Regions from separate parts of the Mus musculus genome. Here region 2 is linked to region 1. Evidence: chromatin loops called from intact Hi-C (ENCODE). Cell type or tissue: heart. All regions are shown on one strand. Links, peaks and the distances in the headings refer to the core of each region. The heading gives the core; the rest is flanking DNA.

Region 1 (5,371 bases), core at 185-5,184:
CCTTTTTGGAGGTCACAGGAGTTCTATATCAGATATCCTACATGTTAGATAGCTACATTATGATTCATAACAAGTAGCAAAATTAGTTATAAAGTAGCAATGAGATAATTTTGTGGTTGGGAGTCACAACATGAAGAACTGTTTTAAAGAGTTACATTAAGAAGGCTGAGAACCACCATTCTAAGATTTTCTTTAAAACCACTTTTCTTAGCTGAATGTAGTGGTGTATGCTGCCCCAGCATTCGGAAACAGATCTCCAAGTTCAAGGCCATATAGTGAGCTGGAGGTCAGCCACTGATACATAGTGAGACTTTGTCTCAAGACAATCAAACAAACTCAGCACTAGAGAGATGACTTAGTAGCCTGGAACATTGACTTTTGTTCCAGGAGACCCAAGTTCAGTTGTCAGAACCTTACGACTGGAACCTCCTTCTGCCCTCCACAGGCACCAGGCATGTACCCAGAACACTTACATGCAGGCAAAATGGAATTTTAAAAAATTAAAATTAAAAACAAACCAACTACCCAGGAAGCCCTCAAATCCAAAATCCCCAAAACCAAACCCTTTTAAAGCACACTGACTAGAGATAATAGGTAAAAATCCCTCAGAAGGCCTTTTCTTCCAGAAACTCTACCAAACTGCCCAAGGATGATGCCCCTTCAAGACCCACATGAGCCCATTACCAGCCTATCCCACAACTGTTCACTACCTGTCAACACACTATTTCTATCTGACACATGGATTTTCAGACCCCTCACATACAAATTTAGTTAAATACATTGTATTCCCCTTGGGTGTCCCTCCTGTCTTGTAAAAAACTGAATTTAAAAAAAAAAAAAAAAAAACCTAAAAAGGAAAGGCCATGACTGCTCCTACGTGTGGGTATGGTAGAGGAGAAAAGTTCTTACTGTAGGAAAATGGGAGAGCAGAGGCAGAGACATCTAAGAGAGTCCAGAGTCGAACCCTAAGCCATGGGGGAGAGGGAGGGAAGGGAAGGGGAAAGCAAGGGAATGGGGTACAGCAGCCAAAAAGACAAAGGTACAAAAGAGGTGGGTCACCAAAATTGTTCAGTTCTATAGGAAGAGCAGCCCGAGGGATGCTGGGAGAGCCTGACAACCAGGCTCACTTTGATGTGTTGAGACCTCAGCTATTTTTCTGGGTTTGAGACTTAACACCCCTGAATCCCCTGCAGTTCTCTGCGGCCTGTCCAGGGTTCCCTATGGAAGTCCACGCTGACTATGCCTTAGCCACGGTGCTGGGGCTCACGCTCCTCTTCCCCTGCTGCCCTTTCATCTTCCCAAGAGGCCCAGACTAGCAGCTTTCAAGGTCATTTGCAGAACACAGATATTGGAGCTGCTCTCACCAGACACAGGACGAAGGACAGGTCAGCAAGCCCTGCACCCTGCCCGGCTGGGACACCGGGATTCCTCTCAGTAGGTATGTCCTTTCATCCTGAGGATGGAAGGGGCCTTACACAGTTATCTTTTCCTGTTCCTTCCCTAGCATCAAGACACTACGGGTTAAAGCCGGCCCTCCCTCCCCCTTTTTAAAGTCCGCCAGCATACACAGAGAACACATTCTCTGTGTGCTGGGAAAAGCCTACACTCTGCCCTAACTGGTGTTCTTTGGGTCCCATCACAAGGAAGAGACAGAAGATACTTGACCCAGTCGACCTTTCTCTTGTTAGCAAGCCAACTCAGTCGGCATCAGTCACTATTTTTTTCCCAGCCCCTCTTTCTCTCAAGGTCACAATCATATCAGTGTTCCCCAGACGCTTTCTACAATGGGGACATTTATACAAGGGCCTTGCCCTCTGGGACCTTACAAAACAGAGAGCCAGACCTCTTTACTCCCAGGGTTTTACAAAAGGCCCGAGCAGGCACACAATAGTGAAGGGAAAGCCATCTCTCTCTTCCCCCACGTCTCCCTCTGGCTTCAGATCCTCTAGGCCAGGCAAGCTACTTCCCCCCACCCTTGAAAAGCCAAGACCTAGTTCCTGACCAATTTCCTCATTCTGTGACAGACACTGACCAAGCACCTAGCATGCAAGGGTGGTAGGGTGGTGAAGTCAACATGCTAAGAGGCGCTGGTCTTCAAGGAAGCAGACATCCAGAGGCAACTCCTACAGAGTGCCACGGTAAGGAAGGCCAAGGGATCCCCGCCCTGTCCTGGCAGATCCAAACAGTACTCTGAGCTAACATACATACATGTGTAACTGCACATATGTGAGAAAGATGCAGGGACGGGTAGACTACATCAAACCGTGGAGGTCCAGATGACCAGGTCGGGGTGCCTGGAGCCAACCTTCAACGGGACCCGGTGAACTGGGAGGCAGAAGTAAAACCCTACGCCCTCACTTGAGGAGCCTAAACCTTAGGGGTGTTTCTGGAACCAGACTATTTTAATCCTGCCTCTGCCTCTGCCGCTCACCAGCTGCCTGACCTCGGTTTCCTCGTCTGTAAAAACTTTTAGTCGCTAACTATTCTCCGGTGCTGCTGGCGAAGCTTATAAACGCGAGGCGGTCCACACAATGCCAGAGATACAGCACGCCTTACACAAGCGGGGGGCTATTTATTATTAGTCGTGTCCACGCTCCGGATGGCCCGCTCGGCGGCGCCACGTCCCCTTCCGGCTCGAGGACGCTCCCACTCCGCAGGACCCCGGCGCCCTTGACCCCCTAGAGGCCCCAGCCTGCGACGCGCACGCGCAGAACAGGCGCGGCGCCAGCCGGCTGTGGGTCTCGCGCGCTGCAAGCCCCCAAAGGCCTCTGGGGCGAGAGGGCCATGCTCTGCCATCTAAAGACAACAGTTCCTGCACCCGAGGACACACCCGAGCTCCCAACCCTCCCAGCCCGGAGAGCGGGTCGGTTTCCTCACACTCTGGAGCAGGCTCCTCCTCTGCGCCGCCATCTTGGAGGACCCCGCGGCGCGCCAGGCTCTCGGAGTGGCGGGATGAGGGGCTAGAGCGGCTCGGGCTGCCGCGGAGCTTATCCACAGCGCCCCCGGCGGAGCGGAGGAGGCGCAGCAGAGGCGCCTTGAGCAAGCGCGGCTCTTGCCCCCACCCCACCCCCAACCCCATCAGCCTACTTTCTTCGACTTTCTTGTTTCCTGGGGTCTTTATGGGTGTGCTTTCTCCCGGATTTTTTTTTCACCCCGATGGAGATCCTGAGATCCTATTTAAAGCGGCTTAGCGAGGAGGGAGCAAGAGAGAACGAATGATTCAGTTTACAAGAGTAGTGGGTGACTGACTGCCTGATCTTATAATGGAGGCCACCCCAATGCCAAACTAGCTGAAGTTAGATTTGGAGAAGACTGCAATTCCGAGTAGTTGTAAATTCTCAGAAGTTAAATTTATGGACGGTAACATGGGAGTGTAGTGTTAGCTGGCAATGTAATTGCAGGCCACTTGGCGTGACTGGCCAGTGCCCAAAGGAAGAGTCTGTTTGTTCTAGAAGCACGGTGCGGAAGCTCGATTTGGAGAGTCACAACTGTAATCCCAGAGTTTAGGAGACTGAGGCAGGGGGATTATAAATTTGAGTCCTGTAATCCCATCCCTTAAGAAGAGACAGGAGGAGCCGAGCGTGGTGACACACGCCTTTAATCCCAGCACTTGGGAGGCAGAGGCAGGCGGATTTCTGGTCTACAGAGTGAGTTCCAGGACAGCCAGGGCTATACAGAGAAACCCTGTCTTGAAAAAAAAAAACAAAAACAACAACAAGAAGAGACAGGAGGACCAGAAGTTTGATACCAGCATGGACTACTATATGACACCCTGTTTCATTAAATGAATAAATAATCCAGTATCAATTTTTTTAAAAGATTTGTGTATTTATGTATGAGTACACTATAACTGTCTTCACACACCAGATCCCATAGGTCCCATTAGAAACGGTTGTGAGGCACCATGTGGCTGTTGGGATTTGAACTCGGGACTTCTGGAAGAGCAGTCAGTGCTCTTAGCCGATGAGCCATCTCTCCAGCCCCCCAGTATCAAGCATTTTATTAAAGCAACAGGAAATGGCCTAAGACAGTGCTGATGGGCCAGTGTGGTGGCACATGCCTTTAATCCCAGCACTTAGGAGTCAGAGGCAGGCGAATTTCTGAGTTCGGGGCTAGCCTGGTCTACAGAGTGAATTCCAGGACAGCCAGGGCAACACAGAGAAACCCTGTCTCGAGAAAACAACAACAATAAAAAGACAGTGCTGATGGGAAGAAGTGTGTCAAAGATCCCTGCAGATTTTTTTTTGCAGGCTCAGGTAGGTTTATGGAGCAAGAGAAAGGTGTGAGTTCCACGTTAGCATGCTGAGTTTGGTGTGGTTCTGAGATGAGACGTTGTCAAGTCAGTAGGGGGGCTAGAGCTCAGAACACAAGCTGAGCATGCAAAGACATCACAGATGGAGCAGCTGAAGGGGCGGGATGGGGGGAGTGGACAGGGTCCAAGGGAGACGGTGCAAGGACACGAGCAACAGCGGGAGGCCTTTTGGAAAGATTTGATTGGCACATAACTGGATTCTATTTAGAGGCTCTGAGCTGAGGCTCTTCAGGTGGAAGACATATCCCTCATGGGGTGTGTGAGCAGAAGACAGGTTGGGAGGAGACACAGACACCTGAAGAGTAGAGGTTCTACAGAGGAATAGAAGACTGAAAGGGATCACAGGATTGGACGGTTTTTGTTTTCTTTCTTTTTGTTTCGATTTTATTTTGTTTTTTGAGACAGTGTTTCTCTGTGGAGCCCTGGCTGTCTTGGAACTCACTCTGTAGACCAGGCTGGCTTCTAATTGAGAGATCCACCTGCCTCTGCCTATCCAGTGCTGGGATTAAAAGTGTGCACTACTACACTCAGCTTTTCTGTTCGCTAGTTTGTTTTGATCCTGGGTTTTCTTACAGTTTAGCAAATGCTTGCGACATCAAATTGGTTTAAGGTCCCAGCAGAAGGGAATCAGTATGTTGGCAAATGAGGAAACTGAGGTATGCCAGTCTCATGGACCCCATGTGACTAAGTAGGGAGTGGGACTAAGCTTGGGGCTCACTAGCTCCCCTCAACTTTCTCTTCACATCTCTAAAATGGGTCCTCTTTTCCCCCAGGACAAACAGATGTGTCACCCTGGGGTTGTTTTTGATCAGTTCAAGAAGCACTTCTGCTGCAACTGTTGGTCCTGATAATCATCTAAACTGCCTGCGCTGGCTCAGGGCCTTATCACGAGTGTCCAGACGGGCAAGGCAGCCTTCGCTTCCATACATTTTCTGGAACATCCAATGACTGCACCATGACCTCCCTAACCCCAATCGCATACAAAGCAGGAAGACTTGCAGCAAGTCTGGCCCCTGAGAGCTGAGGTGGGTTTGGCAGGAAGGCTTGGCAGCCCCTCAG
Region 2 (5,371 bases), core at 200-5,199, 50 kb after region 1:
CCAAAGAGCTTGAGAACTGCCACATGGCCAGGAAGTATTTGTGGACAGAGAACAGGATCAAAGATCAAAACCTGATTCCCAAAAGGCTGGTGTTACTTTTTGTTGTTGTTGTGTTTGTTTGTTTCTTGGTTTTTCAAGACAGGGTTTCTCTGTGTAGCCCTGGCTGTCCTGGAACTCATTTTGTAGACAAGGCTGGTCTCAAAATTCACCTGTGCCTCCCAAGTGCTGGGACTAAAGGTGTGTGCCACCATGCCCGGCTCCTACTCAAAATCTTACACATGGCAGCTTACAACTGTCTGTAACTCCAAGCTCTGACAGCCTCACACAGACATATGTGCAGACAAAATACTGATGCACATAAAATAAAAATAGATAAATTAAAAAAAAAAAAAGAAAGAGGGAAGGAAAGAAGGGCTGGAGAGGTGGCTCAGTGGTTAAGAGCATTGACTGCTCTTCCAGAGGTCCTGAGTTCAATTTTCAGCAACCACATGGTGGCTCACAACCATCTGTAATGAAATCCAATGCCCTGTTCTGGTGTGTCTGAAGACAGTGACAGTGTTCACACCTAAATAAAAAAGAAATAAATCTTAAAAAAAAAGAAAAGAAAAGAAAAGAAAGCCAGGACGGTGGTGGCGCACGCCTTTAATCCCAGCACTTGGGACGCAGAGGCAGGCAGATCTCTGAGTTCGAGGGCAGCCTGGAGCCTGGTCTACAGAGTGAGTTCCAGGACAGCCAAGGCTTCACAGAAAAACCCTGTCTAAAAAAAAAAAAAAAAAAAAAAAAAAGGAAGAAAAAATAATTCTTCTTTTGGGACTGGAGGGACGTCTTAGGAATTAAGGGCTCTTGCAGAGGACCAAGGTTTGGTTCCCAGCACAACAACCATCTGTAACTCCAGTTCCAGAGGGTTCCATACTCTCTTCAAATCTCCCCGGTACTGCACATATGTGGTGCACGTGCATAAATGAGGAAAGCACTCATAAATATAAAATTAAAAAGAGCTTATTTAAGATATTCTTAAGTGGCGCTCCTCCACTTTCAGAAATTATTTTTTAAATTTTAATAAACCTATGTTGCTGTTCGAAAAATAAATTCATTAAGAATCTTGATCTGGAGAGATGGTTCAGAAGTTAAGAAAACTTGTCATCCCACGGGACCCAGGTCTAGTTCACAGCATTAACAACGGTCCAGGGGGATCTGACACTATTTTGACTTTTTTTTTTTTTTTTTTTAGATTTATTTATTTAGTGTATATATGAGTATAGAGGTCACCTGATCCCATTACAGATGGTTATAGGCCACAATATCGTTGCTGGGAATTGAACTCAGAATATCTGGAAGAACAGTCAGTGCTCTTAACCATTGAGCTATCTCTCAAGCCCTTATTTTTTTTTAAAGATTTATTTTTATTTTATGTATATGAGTACACTGTCGCTGTCTCCAGACACATCAGAAGAGGGCATCGAATCCCAGTACAGGTGGCTATGAGCCACCATGTGGTCACTGGGAATTTAACTCAGGACCTCTGGAAGTGCAGTTGGTGTTCTTAACTGCTGAGCCATCTCTCCAGCCCGGTTTGACTTCTGAAAATGTCACGCACGCCCGTGGCGCACATTCGTACACACGGGGGGGGGGGAACCTCACACATTTGTAAATCTGAAATTAAGAACAAAATATGAACGGGACATGACATCTGGAGACTGAATTGGCAGAGACAGGACTTGAGGGAGATGTGCCCGAAATCATGGCGCATTAAAGGCATGGCTTGATTGGAAGACTGAGAGCAATGTTGGTGATCACATCAAAATCACTGGTTAGGTAAAAGAGCAGTTTCATTCAGTCTATCTTAAGAGCTCACGAGAACAACGCAGTCAGTTGTCTCACACTAAGCCTGCTTCAACGCCGTTGTTTTCGTTGCTGTGTGGGACTAGCCCTGTGTGATTCCGTTCTAGAAGTGAGAGGAAGCACAATGCCTCCATTTTTCTTCATTATCATGAAATTTGGCTGCTGCAGAACGCCGTAGTTCTTTACATTCTAAACCTCAGCGTCGACGAGGCGTTTCGCTAAGCTTGAACCCAATCATTCTCCGTAGACCCTATTTGTCAATCCTAGTGGGCGGGAAAAATGTGTGTAAAATGACATTCGATGCGCGCCCTTCGACCCGACGCCTATGCGTCAACACGTTCGCACGCTCAGGGGGCGGAGCCATCACTTGGCTTTATATAGCCTGCACTGGCTCCTGGTCGCTCTCTATCTGCGGCGTGTGGCGGCGAGATGGTACGTATGGCCATGCTGCCTTCTAACTTGGTCTCCTGTGGGCCTGGCTTGTATTCACCTCCCATCGGCGCCATCCCTGGCTCGCCAATCCTGAAAGGATGTAATAGGGGATCGATGTGAGGGCCGCGACCGTCCGGAAATTCAGGGACCTTAACGGCCTTACGGAGGATGTGTGTGGGACCGGCCTGGGCCTGTGTGCGACCCATTTGATATCAGCGTAATCCTAAGGGACTTATGGAATGGGCTGTTTTGTGCTTAATTCGAGGGTAGTGGTCAGTCTGGTAGGGATGGCCCAGGTCTTTAGGAATGCATTGGTTAAGTGGAGAAATTTGGCAAATCGGGTCGGGTCTCCATTTTGGAATGTTATAAGAGTGGAAGGTGCATCTCTAGAGTTCTCAGAAGCCACAAATGATGAACCTTTTGACGGGCGGACAGAAACTCTGTGCTGAATGTCAAGTTCTGATTTGGCTTTAGGAGGGAGTGTTTGAGGCCGACTTGCATTAGACTCCATCTTGATACGCCATGTTGCCATTTAGTCACATGGGATACTCTTGAAAGTTCACCCATCGAGGTTTTAGTATAACTAAGCTGTTTTGTGTTTGAAAGGCATGGAAACTAAAAGCATTAAGCTGAAGTCTTATTGCAGTCTGTCCTCTGATACAATTCCTTTAAATGTGGAACCCTCCTTTGGGCTTGATTGGAAGACTGAGAGCAATGTTGTGATCTCTCCCTTTACCTCAGTCTCACAGGAAATTCTCAGCTCCCAGGCATGGGTCCTTGGGCTTCCTGCCTCGCAAGCGCAGCAGCCGGCATCGTGGGAAAGTGAAGAGCTTCCCTAAGGATGACGCTTCCAAGCCCGTTCACCTCACAGCCTTTCTGGGTTACAAGGCTGGCATGACCCACATCGTCCGGGAAGTTGACAGGCCAGGATCTAGTATGTACAGTACTTCCTTGTCCAACTTGGGCTGTGTGTAATTTTGCCTGTAGTTACAGTAAATTCCCAAAGGAGCACAATAGCTTCATCCTGGGGTGCTTTGTGGTAAGTCTAGAACAAAGCCTGACTTAGTGTGGTAGTGCCCACACTAAGGGAGCCTAGAAGTGTTTTGGCCTAGCGAAATTTAACACAGATTCCTGTGCAGAGTCCTGTTGGGGTAGTTGGTTGTTTCCATGCCAGTGCCTGTTATCAACCCTAGGTACTCTGAAAAGGTAGACACATTTAACAAGTGTATTCTGGACATGAAACCAGACTAGTGATAAAGCTCCTCTTTGAGACAGTCTAGATAGCACATGGCATTTTGCTACTTCAGTGGTGATAGTCACCACCTGGCATGGTGCCTGTTAGCAGCCTTGCAAAGTAAGTGGAGGTTAGAAACTTTGGCTCAATTGTTAAAAGCTGCAGTTGGAGAGCCCGCAGTTCTGAAGAGCAGTCCTGGAAGGCCCAGTATTCTGATGCGGAGACAGCCATTCTGTCTAAATGGATGCTTGTATGTGCTGGGGTATTTGTGCTCCCACTGAAGCTTATGCCTGTTTGTCTTCACAGAGGTGAACAAGAAAGAAGTCGTGGAGGCTGTGACCATTGTGGAAACTCCCCCAATGGTGGTTGTGGGCATTGTGGGATATGTTGAGACCCCACGAGGCCTCCGGACCTTCAAGACTGTATTTGCTGAGCACATCAGCGATGAGTGTAAAAGGCGCTTCTATAAGAACTGGTAAGAGGCTCTTGGGTTCCCTTAGAAGTAAGGGACACTCTGAGCTGGGATGTAAAGTGAAGGAAGTTGGATCAAAGGTTTTTTGAACCAAAAGCTGACTGTTAACCCTTGAGGGTGCTGGTCAGTCCTGGTTAGCAGAAGTGTTAGAGTTGCTTTGACACTGAAGTGGCAGGGAAGCTGGAAAACAAGACATCCTGCATCTGGGCCTTAGTGTGAGGTAATCCTTTGAGGCTTGGATGCTGGCCTTGTCTGTACTAGATAGGTCCCCTGCCTCTGGCCTGAGCCCCTGACTTCCACTACTATGAGATGTGCCCCCAGATAAAGGGATGTTCTGGTGCCCTGGAGCAAGAGTTGTGTGTTGTGTATATTTGTGGCTTATATTAACCTGTGGACCTCTGCTCAGCTCCGCTCGGCTCTGCCCGATGAGCTTCATCCAGGCTCCGCTTGCCGGTGGAAAAGGCTCCTTAGAAGCCGGCAATGAGCCCCATCCCCAAATGGTGCCAGTCTGCCTTCCTCTCACCTGTTGCAAGGGTGATGAAGGCCTGCACCGGGCCCCTCCCCCAACTGTGCTCTGCTCCTGAAGGCACAAGTCTAAGAAGAAGGCTTTCACCAAGTACTGTAAGAAATGGCAGGATGACACAGGCAAGAAGCAGCTGGAGAAGGACTTCAACAGCATGAAGAAGTACTGCCAGGTCATCCGCATCATTGCCCACACTCAGGTAAGCACCTAAGGTTTGGGGCATTTTGCAGGCATTTTGTGATCCGAGGGGATTAGAGACATTTCTGGTGTCTTAAATCAACCAGCAGAGGGCACTGTGACACTGAGGCTTGCTTCTCTAGATGGTCTTACTGTGCTCTATCTGACTAATCTGAAATGATGGTGTGAGATTGGGCCAAGTATTCTGTTTTCTAAACACATTGCTAGTTAGGAACCATTTAGTAGCTCATGCATGAGTCCACCAACCACTGGCAAAGTCAGGTCTATTGGCTTTGAGCTTCTGGTGATTTACTTTCTAGTCCATTTGCCACCAGCCTGATATAAGCTTCATCTGCTTCTTTTAGATGCGTCTGCTTCCTCTACGCCAGAAGAAGGCACACTTGATGGAGATCCAGGTGAATGGAGGCACTGTGGCTGAGAAGCTCGACTGGGCCCGAGAGCGGCTGGAGCAGCAGGTTCCTGTGAACCAGGTGTTTGGGCAGGATGAGATGATTGATGTCATTGGCGTGACAAAAGGCAAAGGGTACAAAGGTAAGCTTTGCTGTAGTTTGTGGGTGATAATGTGAGACCCTGGAACGTACACTGGACACAGCACCAAGTGATGCGGTGGCAGCGTTTCCTTGCCTGCCTGCCTTCTGGGAACAGCAGTCAGCTGGTCAAGTTGACCAGC

What was found. Peaks named below come from ENCODE experiments on the same cell type or tissue, not always from the same donor. Only the 100,000 strongest peaks of a DNase experiment are listed, where the experiment ranks them.
Region 2: a loop joins it to region 1, with 5 times the contacts of the local background. A loop is called at or near these places in 13 of 42 quality-filtered maps.

The regions. Positions count from the first base shown.
Region 1 is chr15:80,130,695-80,136,065 of GRCm38, reverse strand. Tab1 (TGF-beta activated kinase 1/MAP3K7 binding protein 1) reads right to left here and starts at 2,920. Exons shown (of 11, transcript NM_025609.3): 1 at 2,878-2,920. The coding sequence starts at 2,910. It overlaps Gm31253 (a long non-coding RNA gene), which reads left to right. Exons shown (of 3, transcript XR_384256.4): 1 at 1-1,438; 2 at 5,086-5,337. In heart, for the core only: CTCF peaks have their summits at 2,749 and 2,974; DNase peaks (open chromatin) are centred at 1,405, 1,995, 2,825 and 2,885; H3K4me3 peaks cover 2,459 bases; H3K27ac peaks cover 3,168 bases.
Region 2 is chr15:80,080,227-80,085,597 of GRCm38, reverse strand. It overlaps Rpl3 (ribosomal protein L3), which reads left to right and starts at 2,192. Exons shown (of 10, transcript NM_013762.2): 1 at 2,192-2,274; 2 at 3,016-3,208; 3 at 3,815-3,983; 4 at 4,567-4,702; 5 at 5,046-5,232. The coding sequence starts at 2,272. Snord43 (small nucleolar RNA, C/D box 43) reads left to right here and starts at 2,692; the gene lies at 2,692-2,739. LOC115488570 (a small nucleolar RNA gene) reads left to right here and starts at 4,512; the gene lies at 4,512-4,566. In heart, for the core only: CTCF peaks have their summits at 2,254, 4,574 and 4,776 (motif pointing right); DNase peaks (open chromatin) are centred at 2,257 and 4,473; H3K4me3 peaks cover 3,860 bases; H3K27ac peaks cover 3,160 bases.